Linked DNA regions of Homo sapiens: region 1 is linked to region 2. A link is an interaction called in ENCODE POLR2A ChIA-PET data of the cell type or tissue named here. Cell type or tissue: MCF 10A. All regions are shown on one strand. Links, peaks and the distances in the headings refer to the core of each region. The heading gives the core; the rest is flanking DNA. Region 1 overlaps MED12L (mediator complex subunit 12L). Region 2 overlaps MED12L (mediator complex subunit 12L).

The links. ChIA-PET counts read pairs that join two places held together with the same protein. Peaks named below come from ENCODE experiments on the same cell type or tissue, not always from the same donor. Only the 100,000 strongest peaks of a DNase experiment are listed, where the experiment ranks them.
Region 1: POLR2A ChIA-PET joins it to region 2 with 5 read pairs; 2 of 35 experiments call an interaction of 5 or more read pairs at or near these places.

What each region holds. Positions count from the first base shown.
Region 1 is chr3:151,215,868-151,225,702 of GRCh38, forward strand. The region is part of intron 16 of MED12L (mediator complex subunit 12L); the gene reads left to right. P2RY14 (purinergic receptor P2Y14) reads right to left here. Exons shown (of 3, transcript NM_014879.4): 2 at 3,668-3,775. Among named protein-coding and RNA genes, the nearest start is that of GPR171, 18 kb to the left of the region's middle. In MCF 10A, for the core only: no CTCF peak of the experiment used is centred there; no DNase peak of the experiment used is centred there.
Region 2 is chr3:151,299,692-151,309,526 of GRCh38, forward strand. All of the region lies in intron 16 of MED12L (mediator complex subunit 12L), which reads left to right. It overlaps GPR87 (G protein-coupled receptor 87), which reads right to left. Exons shown (of 3, transcript NM_023915.4): 2 at 376-507. The coding sequence starts at 409. Among named protein-coding and RNA genes, the nearest start is that of GPR87, 12 kb to the right of the region's middle. In MCF 10A, for the core only: no CTCF peak of the experiment used is centred there; DNase peaks (open chromatin) are centred at 5,550 and 5,880.

The sequences.
Region 1 (9,835 bases), core at 2,982-7,981, 84 kb before region 2:
GTTCTGTGATTTCTCTCAGCCTGGACCTTTGCACAGACTTTCATTTGTGTGGAAAACTGTTTCCATACCTTCTTGGCTGGCTAACTTCTCTTTATCCTCAAGGCCTCAGCTTAGCTGTCACTTTCCTTAGGAAACCTCAACTTTCCTAGCCTGGTTTGGGGTGGGTTGAGTGTGTGCTTATCATCCTGTGTCTTTCTCCTATCAACACTCCTCTCTCCAGCTGTTTGTCTCTTCCACTACTACAAGCTCCTTCAGAGGAGAAAGATCATGTCATTTTTTTACTCTTGAATTCTTTGCATAATATTTAGGGCATTAGATAGTTAAAATATTTGTGAAATAAATGAATATGCACTCTGGGAATACAAGGCATGAATCCTTGCTCTTAAGATTTATTCAGGGATCAAGGGAAAGAAAGATTGTGGGAACAGTGGGTACCTTGATGTCAGAGAATGCATCTTTTTCATCTGTATTTGTGGTGCCAGCACAGTGCATATCACAGTGAATGACAAGTTAGGTTGATACATTTAAGCATGACAAAGGGATATTTTGAAATATGGAATATGAAATACAGTCACATTCCACATAAAAAATAGTACATCCATGTAAACTTGTGTGCTGCTTCCTACACAAGAATATCTTGTTTCTGCGTATTTTCCTTTCCCATATGCTTTCCTTTTGCTTTATGGCAAAACTAGAAATATTGATAGACTTGATTTTGCCAGTCTATGGACTTCCTATAGAAGGAATGAGTACCCCAAATCACTTCCTCCACAAAACCTTTCACTAGCACTATTCTTCCTCTTCCCTGTAGCCTTGTGTGCTTGGCTCTGGGCATGATGGGTTTGTACTCATTTGCTTCTTTGTAGGTCTTCTATCGCCTTTCTCCTTATGAGCCTGTTTCATATTTTAAAAGATAAGGGAGGGGGAGCACATTTTCCATTTTTAGCTGTCTACTGTGACTAAGAGTCTGTGGCTGGTAACTAATTTGTCTGGTAACTGTCTCTTGACAGTTAGATGCATTTTGGTTTAAATGCCAGTCTTGCAGAGCTTGAGAGAATGCATGCTGCTGTATTCCCAGGTCTAATTTGGTTTCCCAGTCCTAAGCCACACAACCCCCCAGCGCCTGGCCATTGTGGTGTCATACTCATGGTAGGTACTGAGTACTTGTGGGATTCACTTGAGTTTAAAATATAAAAAACTGTAGCTGTTATTTTGGAAAACAGAAATAATAACTGTGTAATATATAGTTATATGGTGAAATATTGAATAATTTCCCAGAAATAATTTAATGAGAGCCAAATTCCTTTCCTTTTAGAAATATTGTAGAAGCCACTATTTATAGAAATAGTGAATCCCAGAAATGATTTAATGAGAGACATAATTCCTTTTCTTATAGAAACCCTTATAAAATTATTTTCTCAGAGTCTTGTGTCTTTTGTATTTTTGAGCTGCAGTATTTCTGCATGTGACCTAATGCTGCAGGTCCAGAACTCTGCTCTCAGATTCCTCAGGTTGCTGGGAATCTGCATGTGTATGCCCTGGTGATATACACCATTCCCCTTCACTGCTCCCACCACTTTGAGTTGGATGGAAGGGACTGACTGACCAAGGTAAACTTCTAGAGCAGCTTTGCCTCCTGAAATGGAGTGAATGCACACAGCTTACCTGCGCCCTTTCCCCAAACACTGCTATTTTGGCAGTTTTGATGCAATTGCAGATGAGCCTCCAGTTTAGGGTGGGAGGTTTTAGACATGCTGGTTGGGTGCCTCTGCTACCCTGTGCCACTGTCTGGTTTGATACAGCAGAGGCTCATGCCAGGACAGATTTCTTCATCTTAAAGGAACACTCTAAAGGAACAAGCTAAAGAGAAATTCCAAGATACTCTTGGTAGTAATTTTTGAACTCTTAAATATTGATTTTTTTTTAAAAGCAGTGGGGTTAATGGTGAGAACATACTGTCTTACGGGTTCAAGTGTCTTAGAGCATGGCAGCCTTTTCTGTAGGGCAGATCAGAGCAGTAATAGACTGAGAGATGTGTGGAAAAGAAGCTCTCTTAAGGCAAGTAAGACCAAATTATATATTGAGACCAAAAGGCAGGAATATGTGTTGGATGAAAATCAGGACAAAATCATTAAAAAAGACATGCATCATTTGGACCTCGTGATATCTACTCAGTCTCCTCTCCTTATCTTTAGTACAGATTGAGATGATTTAATGTCCTCATACAGGGACCTACAGAAACTTCAAATCTTTCACAAATGAAGGAAATCGTTTTATTCTCATGCTGATTTTATACAAAAATGTAAAAATAAATAAGAACCAAAAGAATCAGAAAAGAAGCTTTTAGTGTGCTCAGCAACCCTCCCTTCCCTGCCCACTTCTCAGTTGATTCACTGTTTCTTACCAGCTCATGCCAGTCCATTAAAGAGGAGAGATAGGCAACAGAAAAAAATTAAAAGATGAACAGGACTTCTGGATGATGATTAACTGGATTACTGGATAAGCAGGCAGTCTGGTGAGCCAGTTTGTGTAGGTGTCTGTTTGTGGAGCCCTGCTCATTGATAGTTACTTCTGGTATTATCACTGAATTTCTGCTGTGAAAGTTGTCATTATGTTAACCTTGAGGCTTTAGGAATATAAACAATGCTTCCTAAATTCTAGAGATCACATTTAAGAAAGATTCATATATATAGCTAAACTTTTTAAAAAGGAATACTGTGGCCGGGCACGGTGGCTCAAGCCTGTAATCCCAGCACTTTGGGAGGCCGAGGTGGGTGGATCACGAGGTCAGGAGATTGAGACCAGCCTGGCCAACATGATGAAACCCTGCCTCTACTAAAAATAAAAAAATTAGCCAGGTGTGGTGGCATACACCTGTAATCCTAGTTACTTGGGAGGCTGAGGCAGGAGAATTGCTTGAACCTGGGAGGCGGAGGTTGCAGTGAGCCGAGATCCCACCATTGCACTCCAGCCTGGGTGACAGAGCAAGACTCAGTCTCAAAAAAAAAAAAAAAAAAAAAAAAAAAAAAAGAGGGGGGGTATACTGTAATAGTGTAAGTCTTGAAATTTTCTTCAGTGAAATTTTGCCTTGTTTCACAAATCCAGATATATGAGAATGAAGTGGTCTGAAATGTTTTAGCCTACATTGTCTACTGTCACTTTGGAGACTTTGGTAACATAATTAAAGAACATGGCAGAATGAGATTTATGAGGCCCAAAGACAGTTATTAAAGTGTAGTGGGAGCATTGTGTAGAAAGAATGTCAATGCCAAAGATTCAATCTGATTTAGATAGTGAGTGCACTTGTCCCTTAGTGCAGTGTAATATCTTAGGATTGTGCTGCATGAAGTGTTTTCAAGTTGTCATGTATTACAGATAACCTCAGGGTTCTCTCTTTGGACAGAATTTAATTGATACAAGGCTGTGCAAAGCATTGCTCACTCCAGAAATACGTTCATCTTAATAAAAGCAGGCTTAGTCAGCTCTGAGTTCATTACTCATCTGTGTAATTATATACCATGACCTATTTTCCTCTTGTATTAGAACACCTTCCACCTTCCTAATTGTGAGCTGTAATTCCTTCTGTGAAGAAAAGAATTTTTTCTTCATAGCACTTCGATGAAATTAACAAAGCTCTTGATAATACTTGAGGGATTTAAAAAATTACCTTTTAAGATTTTTTTTGCATAATATGAGGTCTCTTTTCAGTGAAGGTGTTTTGCCCAGTGAGCGTTTGTCGTCTTGAAGTGGCCCAAGTGTTTTTTCATTAAAGATCCTGCATTACACAAAACAAAAAACCAAAGATTTAAGTGAGCACCTGACTTTTTATTGGGAAAATATGTCTGTACTTACTTCTTAAATTCAGCTTGTGTAATTGTGAAATATTTCAACATGTGCATTTGTTGTTTCACTATACTTGCTATTTGTTGTCATTATTGATTATTGATTTGGTTGCAGCCTCTTGTGGGAAACTTAAACTCTGAGAGCTTGGGCATGAAGTGGTTTTGGTTATTGGTTTATATTACCCCCCCCCCCCCCTTGGATATGGATGATCGAATCAATTTATCAAATGACTGAATATAACAATTCATCTTAGCCATGAAATCATAAGTCTAATTGCAGGTGGATTTTTTTAATTGTTTTGTTTTTTAAAAACCTTTGTCTTATTGACCTTTTGGGCCAGATAATTATTTATTTTTGGGAGCTGTCCTATGCATTGTAAGATGTTTAGCAGCAGTTCTGACTTCTGCCTACTAGATGCCAGTAACCCACTACCCAAGTTGCGGTAATCAAAAATGTTTCTAGACTTTGCCAAATGTCCTCTGAGGGACAAAATTGCCCTCATTTGATTACCACCAGTGTAATGAGACTAATGTGTGGACTTTGCAGAGATAACACCTGAAAGCCATGTGGTCTGATAGGAAGAGGATAGGTTTAGCAAAATGGTGGTTGGATTTGGTTCTGCCTTAGTCTAGGTTTTCATATTTCTGAATTCTTTAAACCAGTGAGTGCTCCCTAAACTTTAATGTGCATACACATTACCTGGGATCTTGCTAAAATGAGGACTGAGATTCCATTATGTCTGGAGTTTGGCACGTGATATGGTTTGGCTCTGTGTCCCCACCAAAATCTCATCTTGTAGCTCCCGTAATACCCACATGTTGTGGAAGGGAGCCAGTGGGAGATGATTGAATTATGGGGGTGGGTCTTTCTGTGCTGTTCTTGTGATAGTGAATGGGTCTCATGAGATCTGATGGTTTTAAAAACGAGAGTTGCCCTGCACAAGCTCTCTTCTCTTGTCTGCTGCCATGTGAGACATGCCTGTCACCTTCTGCCATGATTGTGAGGCCTCCCACCATGTGGAACTGTAAGTCCAGTAAACCTCTTTCTTTTGTAAACTGTCCTGTTTCTGGTACATTTTTATCAGCAGTGTGAAAACGGACTAATACAGTAAATTGGTGCCAGTAGAGTGGCACATTGCTGAAAAGGTATCTGAAAATGTGGAAGCAACTTTGGAACTGGGCAACAGGCAGAGATTGGAACAGTTTGGAGGGCTCAGAAGAAGACAGGAAAATGTAGGTAAGTTTGGAACTTCCTAGAGACTTGTTGAATGCCTTTGCCCAAAATGCTGATAGTGATATGGACGATAAAGTCCAGGGTGAGGTGGTCTCAGATGGAAATGAGGAACTTGTTGGGAAATGGAGCAAAAGTGATTCTTGTTATGTTTTAGCAAAGAGACTGGAGGCATTTTGCCCCTACCCTAGAGATTCGTGGAACTTTGAACTTGAGGGAGATGATTTAGGGTATCTAGCTGAAGAAATTTCTAAGCAGCAAAGCATTAAAGAGGTGACTTGGGTGCTGTTAAAAGCATTCAGTTTTATAAGGGAAGCAGAGCTTAAAAGTTCAGAAAATTTGCAGCCTGACAATGCAATAGAAAAGAAAATCCCATCTTCTGACGAGAAGTTCAAGCCGGCTGCAGAAGTTTGCATAAGCAACAAAGAGCTGAATGTTAATCACCAAGAAAATGGGGAAAATGTATCCAGGGCATGTCAAAGGTCTTTACTGCAAGCCCATCACATCGCAGGCCTGGAGGCCTAGAAGGAAAAAGTGGTTTCGTGGGCCCAGCCCAGGGTCTCTGTGCTGTGTGCAGCCTGGGGAATTGGTGCCCTGCATCCCAGCCACTCTAGTGTGGCTGAAAGGGGCCCTTGTAGAGCTCAGGTCATGGCTTCAGAGGGTGCAAGCCTCAAGCCTTGGCAGCTTCCACCTGGTGTGGAGCCTGCGAGTGCACAGAAGTCAAGAATTGGGGTTTGGGAACCTCCGCCTAGATTTCAGAATATGTGTGGAAATGCCTGGATGTCCAGGCAGAAGTTTGCTGCAGGGGCAGGGCTCTCATGGAGAACCTCTGCTAGGGCAGTATAGAAGGGAAATGTGGGATTGGAGCCCCCACACAGAGTGCCTACTGGGGCACCATCTAATGGAGCTGTGAGAGGAGGGCCAACATCCTCCACACTCCAGAATAGTAGATCCCCTGACAGCTTGCACCGCTGGTCTGGAAAAGTTGCAGATACTCAATGCCAGGAGGGAGGCTGTACCCTGCAAAGCCACAGGGGTGGAGCTGCCCAAGACCATGGGAACCCACCTCTTGCATTGCGTGACCTGGGTGTGAGACATGGAGTCAAAGGAGATCGTTTGGGAAGTTTACGATTTGACTGTCCTGCTGGATTTTGGACTTGGATGGGGCCTGTAGCCCCTTTGTTTCAGCCAGTTCCTCCCATTTGGAATGACTGCATTTACCCAATGCCTGTACTGCATTGTATCTAGGAAGTAACTAACTTGCTTTAGATTTTACAGGCTCATAGGCGGAAGGGACTTGCCTTGTCTGGGATGAGACTCTGGACTGTGGACTTCTGAGTTAATGCTGAAATGAATTGAGACTTGGGGGACTGTTGGAAGACATGATTGGTTTTGAAATGTGAAGATATGAGATTTGGGAGCGGTCAGAGGTGGAATGATATGGTTTGGCTCTGTGTCCCCACCCAAATCTCATCTTGTGGCTCCCTTAATTTCCATGTGTTGTGGGAGGGACCTGGTGGTAGATGATTGAATTATGGGAGTAGATCTTTCTGTGCTGTTCTTGTGATAGTGGATGGGTCTCATGAGATCTGATGGTTTTAAAAATGGGAGTTGCCCTGCACAAGCTCTCTTCTCTTGTCTGCCACCATGTGAGATGTGCTCCACCATGATTGTGAAGCCTCCTCAGCCATGTGAAACTATAAGTCCAGTAAACCTCTTTCTTTTGTAAATTGCCCATTCTCAAATATGTCTTTATCAGCAGTGTGAAAATGGACTAATAAAGCATGATATGCTGCTGGTCCATGTACCACTCTTTGAGTTAGCATCATTTTTTTCCCCCAGATCCTGTGCCCAGGAGACATTTAATAAAGGTGATGATGGTAAAATATTTTTGTTGTAGTCGGGACTTTAGACAAGAAAAATTATATTCCAAGTAGGCCTGAAATCTAGGATCTTTGCCCAAGTTTATTCATTACATTTCATCATAATCTTCCCATCTTTATGGTCTCTTGGAAATGTAAATTGGTATTTTATACCTATTTGAGAGGTGGCGATTGTGATCATCTTATATTTACTTAGAATGTTCCTAAAAAGTCATGAGATTCTCTTTGGAAAGAAAGAGGTTAAGTTCTGCATGGAGTAATAATCTCAGTGGCCTAGGGCAGTATGGAACATGTGCTGGTTGTAAATCATATATTCTAACTTTACAACATTGAGGCTTTTATTAAAAAGTCCAAAAAAAAAAAAAAACTAGATGTCAGTGAGATTGCAGAAAAAAGAGAACACTTATGTACTCTTGTGGGATTGTAAATTAGTTCAGTCCCTATTGAAAGCAGTGTAGAGATTTCTCAAAGAACTAAACATAAAATTACCATTTCACCCAGCAATCCCATTACTAGGTATATACTCAAAGAAAAACAAATTGTTTTACCAAAAAGACACCTTCATTCACATGTTTATTGTAGTACTATTCACAATAGCAAAGGCATAGAATCAGCCTAGGTGCCTATCAATGATGGATTGGATGAAGAAAATATGGTACATATACACTGTGGAATACTATGCAGCCATACAAAAGAAATCATGTCCTTTGCAGCAACATGGTTGTAGCTAGAGGCCATTATCCTAAGTGAATTAACACAGAAACAGAAAACCAAATACCACATATTTTCACTTATAAGTGGGAACTAAACATTGGATACACATGGACACAAAGATGGGAACAGTAGACACTGGAGACTCCAAAGACGGGGAGGTAGGAAGCGGGGAAATGGTGGAAAAACTTACTCTTGGGTTTTGTGTTCACTATTTGGGTGATGGGTTCACTAGAAGCCCAAAAGCTCAGTGTCACACAATATACCCAAGTAACAAACTTGCACATGTAACTGTTGAACCTAAAAGAAAAAAAGAAAAGAACATTGCCTACTCCTGGGGAGGGAAGTAGGAGCAAGTCCAGCCTCCTTACACCCAACCAAATACCTCGTGTTTTAACTTACAAGTGGGAGCTTATAAGTGGTAGGGTGGTTGGACTTTGCTGTATCTGTGATATTTTATTTCTTAAATTCTGAATCAAATATGCCTAATATTACTGCCTATTAACACTGGTGACTGGTACATTGGTGTTATCAACATTAGTGTCTGCACTTCTGTTTTTGTATATTTAAATTATTTCATAATTAGGAATAGAAATATCTATGGAGAATGGATTGCCTTCAAATAATGCTTTTATCAGTACCCACTTATGACGTGCATTTTTCTTCCTCTTCTTTTTTCAGTTCTTATAAAGGTACAACTTTTATATATTTTTTTTCCTTCCTTTCAGTCCAGACATCAAAAGCTTTAATACACAGTGCTCTGGATCTTTTTCTATGAGATAAATACTTGTTTTCTAGCTGATTCTGTATCAATAGAAAATAGTATAGATGTATGTAATCATTTATACATTTTTAAACTTACTGAAGCCATTTTCTTGCTGCTTTAATCTCTCATGCCTTAATGTTTAACACTTTTTTTTTTTTTGGTGTCAATGTGATCGCCTATGCGGTTTTCATAGTATTTATGTGTCGTGTATTTATAGTTGTGTTATTACATTTTATGTTACTAAAATAATTTACAAATAACTGTCTCATCTGTGTTCTGCATTCCTGTGGCACTCTTGTCCGTGCCCTCTCTAGGCTCAGTCAAGGAGAATCTCACTTTCTTCTTCACCCAGAAGAAGGAATCCTCCTCCCACCCCCTATCTTTTGTCATCACCCAGAGCATTTAAAGTTTGACACTCACCACACTTCTCAGAAGCTGTCAGGGACCTAATTTCTAAGCCTGTTGTCTTTTTCTCAGTTATCCTATTTCCTGACCCTCTTTGCAGCATTTGATATCATTGATTTCCCCTTATTGAAATCTGCTGTTTATATAGTGTAACCTTTGCCTCCTGTGTACCCCTGATATTTCTTCCTTTGCCAAGGCCGTTTGTTCATTTGCTCACTAAAGCCATCAGAACATGCTTATTACATTTTATGTTACTAAAATAACTTACAGCGTTTTACATCTTTAAAATATTTTATATTATTTACTAGTGTTATTTAATTCTCTCTGTCATCAGCCTCCTAGCTTTTCTTACCCAAGCAGAGCTGGATATTTTAGAACTTCTTTCACCCTGCCTATTGGGCTTGCCTTTCTGCCCCAGCACTGTGACTCCTTAGGGCTGGGTAAACAATGTCCTATGTTTCTAAGTCATAGACCTGTCCAGGGTGCCCTCGACTTCACAGAAGTTGCTGTTCTCTCTCTGTAATTGGCTACACTCCCCTTATTTCTCAGAAATCCTTCTTCTGCTTAGCTCCTGTGTTAGTCTATTGTCTGCTGCTATAACAATACTACGTATTGAGTCATTTATAAAGAAAGGAAATTAATTTGGCTCATGGTTCTGGATTCTCTGAAGCTCAAGATGGAGGGGATGCATCTGGTGAGGCCTTCCTGCTGCATCATGGTGGAAGGGCAAGTGAGCATGTGAGACCAAGAGAAAAAGAGGGCCAACTTCTGCAGTAATACCATTAATTTGCTCACGAGGCCTTTGCTATCATGATCTAATCATCTCTCAAAGGTACCACCTCTTAATGCCGTCACAATGGCAAATCAATTTCAAATGAATTTTGAAACGGACACTCAAACCGTAGCAGCTTTCTGTCAGATCCTATCGGTAGCTGTCTCATCCGTGTTCTGCATTCCTGTGGCACTCTTGTCCGTGCCCTGTCTAGGCTCAGTCAAG
Region 2 (9,835 bases), core at 2,948-7,947:
ATTAGGTAGATGTTATCTCTGGCCTCTTGGGGAACCTCATGAACCTTGGTTTAGACTATTAAATCTGGAAAGTAATACGTAATTTTAGTTTGTGTTTAAAATCTTCCATAAATATTATTAATTTAATCCTACTTGTCATTTTAGAGATGATGTCTAGATGAAACAAAGTTTAAAACAAAATGATAGCAAGCTAAATTTATCTCAGCGATACTGTCCTGCATGTTTGCTGTTTTATACATAAGGAAACACAAAGCTAAATGCTGGTTTATTTTGTTAGTTGGTTCTCTGACCATTAAACTCCCCAAATTCCCAAACAGTGGAAATAATAGTCATCAATAAAGTAAGATTTTCTTTGTATCTCTTACGACGGCTTACTTGGTAATTTTGCAAGCGTCAAGTTGAACCCCATTCTTCAGTTGTGATGCACTGTAAGCAAAGATGCGTGTCAGGAAACACTTGGGGACGATTGAGGCGTGGGTTCAGCATAGGTTATTCCTGGTTTGATTTCTGGGGAGAAAATGAAAAATGAGGAAAAAATCATCTGGGAAGGAATTTTAAAATACAACATTTTGGTCTTTTCAGTTAAAGCAATTGCCTCCACGATTCAGAAAGCATGTGCTCTTTGGAGATGAACACCTGGGCCACACAGAGTTGCCCTCTTTCATAATTCCCTGCTGGGAGTTATGTCTTGTGGGTGACTTTGGCTACATACCTTAACATTTCTGAGCTTTGCATTCTTCACAACATCTTAATAAAGGTTAGCTGAGACCATATGTATGTGCAATGTTGGATATTATCAAACATGATTTCCCCCACCCCTTCCCCTGCAGCTGGGTCTGTTCCCTGTTCTCTGGATTCTATCACGTATTGACCATAGAAAGCAGAATTCCTGGGAACTGTTCTGGAAAGTGCAGCTAAAGTAAAATATGCTTATAGGACAGTTTACCATTAGGGGAAGTCACACTCTTTCTCATGAAATAAAACCATGTGAGACTTTCAGGTCCCATCACTGATGTTGCTTAAAGAGACCCCAGGTAACCTCATTCTGTCCAATCACAAAGCAAACTTGAGGCTGGTGTGAGCAGTTACTTTTGTCCCTGCATATGTGCTGAGATAGCAGGGAAAGGGCATGTGGGAGGCAGGAGTATGTGTAAGAGTTTGCAGTAAGTGGAGAGGCAGTTATTATTTCTTTTTATGTTCCTGTGTGTGTCCTTCTCTTCTGTTTGCAAATATCACATGTAGCTAAGGTACTTGATTTGGTAGTAGATGGAAAAAATGGTTTTTAATTTTTCAGTGATGCTCTCCACCCAGAATCCACTCTTTTGAGAGTTTAGACAGTCTATCCATACGTCACCTTGAACAGCTCCGGTATGTGGTACACAGCAGAAGTCAGAAAGTGTTTTTTTGGTTAATGCAGCATAGGCAATGATTAAGGCTCTCAGAATCCCTCCTTTTTGGGTGCCAGCATCACATTATTTTTTAATGTAAGGCAAAGAGGTAAAACTCTACTTTCTTTTTATTTATTAAAGTTTACTGGGGAGAATGACTGACGCAGTTAATTTTCTAGACTTTATAATAATGATCTTTGGATTTCAGTAAGCCTAAAAAGCTTGAATCCAGTTTCTCATGGAAACATTTCAAGGAAATTGCCTGATAGACACATTTTTAGTTTTATGTTTCTCTGTTCTCAAGTTGTATGGTTGTCCTCTTCAGATGGCTTCCTGTAACCTTCCTCACTGACAGTTGCAGTAAGAGAGAGAGAGCAGACAGTTGGCCAATAAGCAGGACATAGAGAGAGAAGACTGGGAGAAAATATTTGCATGTTATATTTCTCATAAAGGATTTCTATTTAGACTATGCAAAGAACTTTTACAGCTTCTTAATAAGGAGAACAGAACCCAATTTAAAAAAGGTCAAAAGATTTGTCTAGACATTTCACCAAGAGCACAGGGAAAGACACTGAACATCATCAGTCAGTAGGGAAATTCAAATGAGAACCACAGTGCTATACCATCTTGCATCTACCAGAATGGCTGTATCTGAAAAAGACAGACAGTAACAAGTGTTGCTGAGGGTGGTGAAAACAGGACCCCTTATACACTGATGATAAGAATTTAAAATTACGGTACAGCCACTCTGGAAAGAGTTTGGCAGTTTCTTAAAAAGTTAAAATCAAATGTATCATATGACCCAGTAGTTCCACCTCTAGGTATCTAGCCACAAGAAATGAAAACTTATGTCCATGCAATGACTTGTATGCAGTTGTTTATAACAGCATTATTCATGATAGTTAAAAGCAGAAAGAAGCCAAGTGCTGACTGGAGAGTAGATGAGTCAACTGTGGTATAGGCAAAGGATGGAATATTACTCAATAAAAATAAGTGAAATACAGCTATTGTATAGATGAACCGTGAAAACGTTTTGCATGAGAAAGAAGCCAGATACCTAAAGACTACATGTGTTTAGGTGAAATGTCCAGGAAAGGCAAATCTGTAGAGGCAGAAAGTCGATTAGTGTCTGCTGGGGTTGGGGGCAGGAGTGGAGGGCATTAAAGATATTATTGTTTTGCTCCTTAATCCTGTGTTACTGTATGGTAAGGCAATTCTTGAATTATAATTGCTAACTAAAGATAAGGAGTTATTCTTGTAGTGTTAAAGATCACGGAATGTGAAAGTCAGAACATGCTAAATTCTGGTAACTAAGAGATCACAATAGACTTTTGGGAAATCTGCTTGCCCCATAATCTTTTGAATCATGGGAACAATAATACCTACTTTATAGTATCTAGCATCCCTCCTTCATGAGGCTAAATTGAATATACATTTATAAATTAAGTGCTTTATAAATGCCAGTTTCTGCTTCTGTTATTTCCATTAATCTTTGCCTAAATTAAAGTCAAGATCTTGTTACTCTTATTGGAACTCTCTGGTTTAACCAAACTGCAGACTGTCAGCCATATGCCTGAGTTTAATTCCCTACTTTTCTTCATACCCATTCCTGCCCTGTGAATGGCCTCCTTTCTCCCCTCTCTCCCTACCTTGGGAATCTCTGCTACTTCTTCAGTACCAGCCATAACCTGATCTCTTTCATAAGGTCGTTTACTAAGAGTCTGCTCATATTTCAGGCCCTGGAGTTTATAAAGAAGAGAAAGGTACATTTCTGTCCTCAAGTTTAGAGTCTAGTTGAGAATCCAGAAATAGACCATTTCAATATCGAATGAGAGGTTTGGGATGCTGTGAAGATACAGAGGTGTACCCGAACTGAGGGGAAGCAAGGATTACAGAGGTTCCATGACAACTATGATGCCCAGGTTGTGGCAGGTTTGCCCAAGGTCCAATCAGAAAGGAGCACATGGAAATGCTGAGTGTAGCCAAAGATAAGGTATAATAGTCTACTGAGGAACTGGTGACAGCATGTAGAGATGGAGATATATGACAAAATATGAGGCATCTTAAAGAATCTGTGGCTGAATGATGCTGGTGAAAAGGGTTAGAAGATTGTTGGAGGCCTCCCAGGTATTTGACTATAGATTTTAGTCTCTTTCGCTGATGTAGGACCCATGAAAGGACAAACACGTACTGGGAAGAGTGGAGTTTAGTTTTGGATTGGTTGATTTCATGATGCCTGTGTAGTATGCATGTGGAGGTGTCTACTAGATGATTAAAGAGAAAGGTCTGGAGCTTGGAGAAGTACTCCTGGCTGGTGATGTCTATCTAAGGCCAATAGAAAATAGGTGATAGAAGAAGCTGTGGGAATGAATGAGATTGTTCAAGATGAAACTGCACAGTCGGCCATGCATGGTGGCTCACGCCTGTAATCCCAGCACTTTGGGAGGCCATGGTGGGTAGATTACCTGAGGTCAGGAGTTTGAGACAAGCCTGGCCAACATGGTGAAACCCCATCTCTACTAAAAATACAACAATTAGCCAGATGATGTTGCGTGCACCTGTAATCCCAGCTACTGGGGAGGCTGAGGTAGGAGAATTGCTTGAACCCAGGAGGCGGAAGTTGCAGTGAGCTGAGATCACGCCACTGCACTGCAGCCTGGATGACAGGGTGAGACTCCGTCTCAAAACAAACAAACAAACAAAAAACCCAAAACCACACAGTGGAGTGAGAATAGCAGAGAGCTAATGTAGACTTTTTAATGGAGCAGTCTTAGGGTGAGGGGAGTGCCTGAAGGAGAGGCCAGAGAGTTGGGAGGATTACCAAATAATAATAATAATGTCATGTGAACCAAAAAGAGAGTTTAGGAAATGAGGAATTGTGACTAGTTTTATCCTGTGGGGGAAGTCAAGTGACATAGGACAGCAAAGTGCCACTGGATGGGATTCAGCAACAAAAAGGTCATTGTTCATCTTTGCCAGTGCTCCACGTGCTGGGGGGCCCAGGGTGTTTTGGGGAGAGAAGCCTAATGACAGAGGGTTGAGTAATGATTGTAAGGTGAGGAAGTGGAGGCAGCAATCTCAGAAAACTCTTTCAAAAAAAGAACATGCCTGTGACAGAAAGGAGACAGAGAAGGTGGGAGGTGGAGATAGATAAAGGATTAATGGAGGGTTTTCTTAAGCATATCATTCAATGTCTGGCATTTAAAAATGTTCTGGCCAGGCACGGTGGCTCATGCCTGTAATCCCAGCACTGGGTGGCCGAGGCTGGTGGATCACCTGAGGTCAGGAGTTCGAGACCAGCGTGGCCAACATGGTGAAACCCTGTCTCTACTAAAAATACAAAAATTAGCTGGGCATGGCAGCGTGCACCTGTGGTCCCAGCTATTCGGGAGGCTGAGGCAGGAGAATCGCTTGAACCCGGGAGACCTTGCAGTGAGCCGAGGTCATGCCATTGCACTCCAGCCTGGGCGACAGAGTGAGACTGTCTCAAAAAAAAATTTTTTTTCCAGCTTGGATTAAAAAAAAAAAAAATCCTGCCTTGACCTCTAGCCAAGTATGGTGGCACCGTGGTGGAGTGTATAGAGCAAGGATTTGATTCTCTCATTCTCTGAATTACAGCCCCAGCTCTGTTGGTTTTAGCTTCTAACCCTCCATTTCTGCCTGTATAAAATGGGTATGAAGACTCATCCATTATAGGTTGACTGCGAGGTTAAAATGATGAACGTTTACAAAGCAGCCTGTGTACTTGCGCAGGGTGGAGCTGAAGTCGTTTTAGTTCCTGCTGTATATCATAGGTACACAGTTGAATTTATTTAGCACTTCATAGGCTGGACAAGGGGGTTGAGGGGGGTGGATCCTTGCACCTTGTTTATGCTGAGATGGCTGTGTGGCTGGTGGCCTCAGCTGCCCTCTCAGGAGTCATTTGACTGATACTTTTGCTCCAATAGCTTGCCCTTCCTTTAAATTGTCTCAGAGCCTTACCTGCCTGCTGTCTTTCTGAATGATCAGTGCCTCAGCTTCAGCGCTCCCTGTGTGCTTTTACTACAGTGGCTCTGCATTGTCTGCATGTCCCAGCACTTGCAGGGTGTTGCAAGGAAGATTGCTTCAGTGGTAGTAAAGGGCTTGGTTCCAGGACCTGGATCCCGGGCGGGAATCCTGCCCTGCCACCTACTGTTCCTTCAGCTGAGAGCTGATGAAACCACACAAGAATGTGATGTTTGTGGTAGGCCTAGGTTTCACAGTCATTCCTGAGGTTAGATGGTATCGCTGCTTAGAGACCTGTTTTTTTTCCAGCCACCCATTGGTATTTTCCTTTGGCTATTTTACTAACCATGTTTCTTTGTTGTTGGTTGTAAAATGAGGTTGGTGGAAAAGGATTAACACATTCTCAGTTTCTCCTTGCTTTTGGACCCCGAACTTGGTGGTTGATACCTTAAGCAATCTTCAGAGCTACCCTAGGACCTAGATATATTTCCACCCCCGCCAGGTAGGAAGATACGAGATTCAGACAGTTTAATTAAGTTGCCCTGACTCACACTGTGAGTAATGGGTAGAGCTGGGATTCATATCAAATACAATAGAAACTGAAATTGCAGTTCTATTATACTGTTGTGGAGTAAAAGTGAAGAATGATTCTGGGGGGTTATTTTAGAGGACAGGAAGTGGGAGGGGGGCAGTATTGGGCAGAGGTAGGAGTCTGTTTTCTCCATCAAGCTTGTGAAGGAACTGCTAATCTTCCAAACTAGAGGTCTAGTTTTATTTGGCCTGAACAATGTTGAAAACATCAGGAAATTTCACATAAGAATCCAGATTTGGAACCCATTTTGAAAGATGAGAAGATTTGCTAGCATCCAGCATGAACAATCCAGCACTATTAGTTGCCTCTTCCTGATGGGGAAGTGAGCTCTCTCCAGTTCTCTGGCTCACAGCATACGCGTTGACATCCCTGGGCCACCTCTTTCAGGAGCATTACCTGCCGGGTCCTACAGTCAGTTGATTTGGCAATGATTATTCCGCTTATCATTTAATCTTATGTGGCTATACTTAACCTCTATAGATCCCCAATTGTTCTACTTTGATTATAAATGTATCTTTCCCTTCTTCTGTGTCTCTCCTCCCTGCAAACGCCTGATTTTTCTTGTATTACTGACCATCACTTAACCATTTCTTTTCAAATGGTTTTTCTTATACCTCTTAGCAACCCAGAAAAAAGTAGTGACAGGAGGTCATGTTGATTAGTTCACACCTGAGAATGTGTTAATAGTCACAGTGGAGCTTTTCTCTGTGCCTGCCCCTCTACTGGGGCCTTTAAGTGAAAACCCTACTGATTGTGTTATAAAACTGCTTTCGGTGGGGAAAAACTGAGGTTTCTGGTGTTACGAAAAGCTTCTGAGTAGTGGAATAGGGACTTGACCCCAGTTGTGTTGGATGCCCAAACATTTGCTCTCTCCCCAGAAGGGCTATGGGAGGACAACATCCAGGACTACTGAACAGCTACTTTGGACACCCAGCCTTGTGGTCCACACAGAGCCAGCCTGCTGTTGCAGTTCACTGGATTGGATCTTGGCATGGGTGGGGAGTCATTTGTACCACGCCGGGGGAAACTCTGTCAGCAGGAAGAGCAGGCCGGTGTGCCCTGCCCTGCCATGGCAATGCTTTAACTCTCCCTGGGCTTCATCTCTCTTGTTATTGCCCTCTGGTCAGGATCTTGAAATATCAGTGCCAGTTAAATGCTGGCTCCCTAAATGCAGTTGCTCATGATTAATTTTTGACTTAGTGTTTGGTAGTGGTGGTTCTCAAATGACAGAGTTATAATATCAATATCTTTGCTATCTGTCCTCCACTCTCCAGTTTTCCCTCTAAAAGCTCACATCTGAAATTGTAAGAATTTGAGATCTGAAGGTTTATTTTGCCACTTTAGTTCTGAAAAGCTATACTGAACTGATTGATTATATAGAGATATTGATGTAGTTCCTGCATTTTTGTGGTAAAGAGATAGTCTTCACAAAAGCCATCTGATAGAAAGTTTATTTGAAAGATACAGGATCTCTTCTATTTTGGAATCACCTATAATCTAAGAATCTTTCTCAGTTTAAGCCTGACTTTATGTGTATGTGTATTTGTAAATTTATGTGTGTTTTTCAACAATGCTAAGATTATAGCTCTGCTGAAGGCCTGGGGAAAGAGGCAGATTACCTCACTGGTTATGAGTTACCTCTTATTGTAATGGAATTAGGTCACTGTATTCATAGCACATTTCATTAATGCATGCATGGAGTTAGTCTCCTAAATGTGTTGGAATGCAAAGCACAGCAGCCCTTCATTCAGGTTTTTCAGGTGCTACACTGATGTTCTGTTCTCATAGTTTTGCTGGTACATGTAGCTTACAAATAGACCTATTTTGGTTAACAATTTAGAGTTAAATTTTTTTTAGGTGACCTCAGGTAACTTGCTCTGTGTGTGTGTGTGTGTGTGTGTGTGTGTGTGTGTGTGTGTGTGTGTGTGTGTTTAGAGCAGATGGGGGGTTGATGTAAAGTGGATTGTAAACTCCCTGAAGACAAGATTTGTGTCTAATGGTTCTTTATAACCTTAACCTCAAACCTGACTATTCTTTTTGACAAGTGAGGGAACTGAGCAGGATTCAACAACCTGCCCAATACCACACAGATGGTGAGAGGCAAAACCAGGAAATGAGCTCTAGCTTTTAAGACCCCAGAACAGGCTGCCTCTGTGGTGTTGCTTTGCTGGCCTAGTGGAGTGTCAGAAGTAGCTTCCCTGGTAGAAAGTGTTCTAGACTGAGATTCCCTGACCAGTGCAAAGTATCCTAGACCTGGATTCAGTAGGCAGCTGTTAAGTTTTTGGCTCAGTCTGTGACCCTGTTAAGCATTGTACCTCACAGAGCTTGAGCCTCCTCATCTATGAAACAGGGAGAATAATAAATACCTGACGTACTTCCCAAGGGTGCTGTGTGAATGTGGTAAGAAAACATATGTTAAGTCAATTTTATATTGTAAGTGCTATAGTAATGTAAAGGTGTAATTCATGGCAAGTATACTTTGCTTAAACATATTTCTTAAAAAGCATATTTAAGAAATATGCTTTTCTTAAACAGAAAATAAAAATACACTTTTTAACTCAGTAAGTTGTAAAATTTGAGTAAAATTCCTACTACTCACATTACTATGGCTATTGTGAGTCAGATCAGGAGATCTGTATCACATTACTATGTAGTTGTGAGTAATAAGAATTTTACTCAAATTTTACAACTTACTGAGGTGAAACATGTATTTTTATTTTCTGTTTAAGCAAAGTATAAATTCCATATAGGTAACTTCTGGATCATTTATGTAAGAGGCTAGTCAGTTTAGGGGCCACAGTCCCAGTAGCCAACATAGTGGTTTTAAATGAATATGTTCTAAACTAAATACATTTCAAGTGACTTCTGGCCCTTAAAGATATTCTTAGAATTCAAGACTCCAGGTAAAGTCTTTAGTTGTTTGATTACTGTTTACTAGGCTATTAAAAGATGCAGAATGCTTTTCACAAGTTCATGTAGATGCTGTTCCTTGTTTTGGAATAGCATCCTGTGGCTTAAGCATTCTACTTAAGAGTTATAATTATTCTTCATGGTGGTGGTGGTGGCGTCACCTTGATATTTTAATACAGTCATCATTATAGTTTTCTGGGCTGTGGGATATGGTGCAAGTATTCTCCAGACCTTTCCATTAGAACTGTTGTCAGGTTAGCTACCCTTATTCTTGTAATCACAGCTTAACCAAACCTTAATGCTGTTTAAGTTAATGGAGTAAGACAATTACCTAAGAGAGCATTTTTACTTCAATTTCATCACTTGTCTTCACTGACAATTTTAAAATTCTCAAGTGAAGTCTTTAATATGAGTGGATATTTCACCTTTCTTAATCAGCATCAAACGTTCACTCTCATTTTTCTCTTCTCATGAATACAAATAAATAACCCACCCTCACCCATATGTAGTAAAAGGATCTGGGATCACATATAACTCATTTCATGAAATACACGCACACACACACACACACACACGCACACACACACACACACAACGTTTCTTCAAAGTAATTCATACTTCAGTGAATTTATCAACTTCTGGCATTAATCATGTTTTAAACAATGTCTCTTAAACTAATAGGAATATTTGAATTAAAATATTTTTCTCTGGCTTGATTTATAGATGTAGTAACTTCCTCAACTAGGAGAAATAGTAACCTGTATATTTGTATTATCTTAATATTTGCCACATGCATTTTCCTGCTATTCACATTTCTTTTCTTGATGTCCTCTTCTGTCACAGTCTTCACTGGCTTACTGTCTTATATGGGATACAACTCAGGCTCCTCTGCAGGTGATGAGGACCTCCTGACCTGACCTGTATACCTGCCCACTTTATAGTTCCTGCACCAGACCCTCCT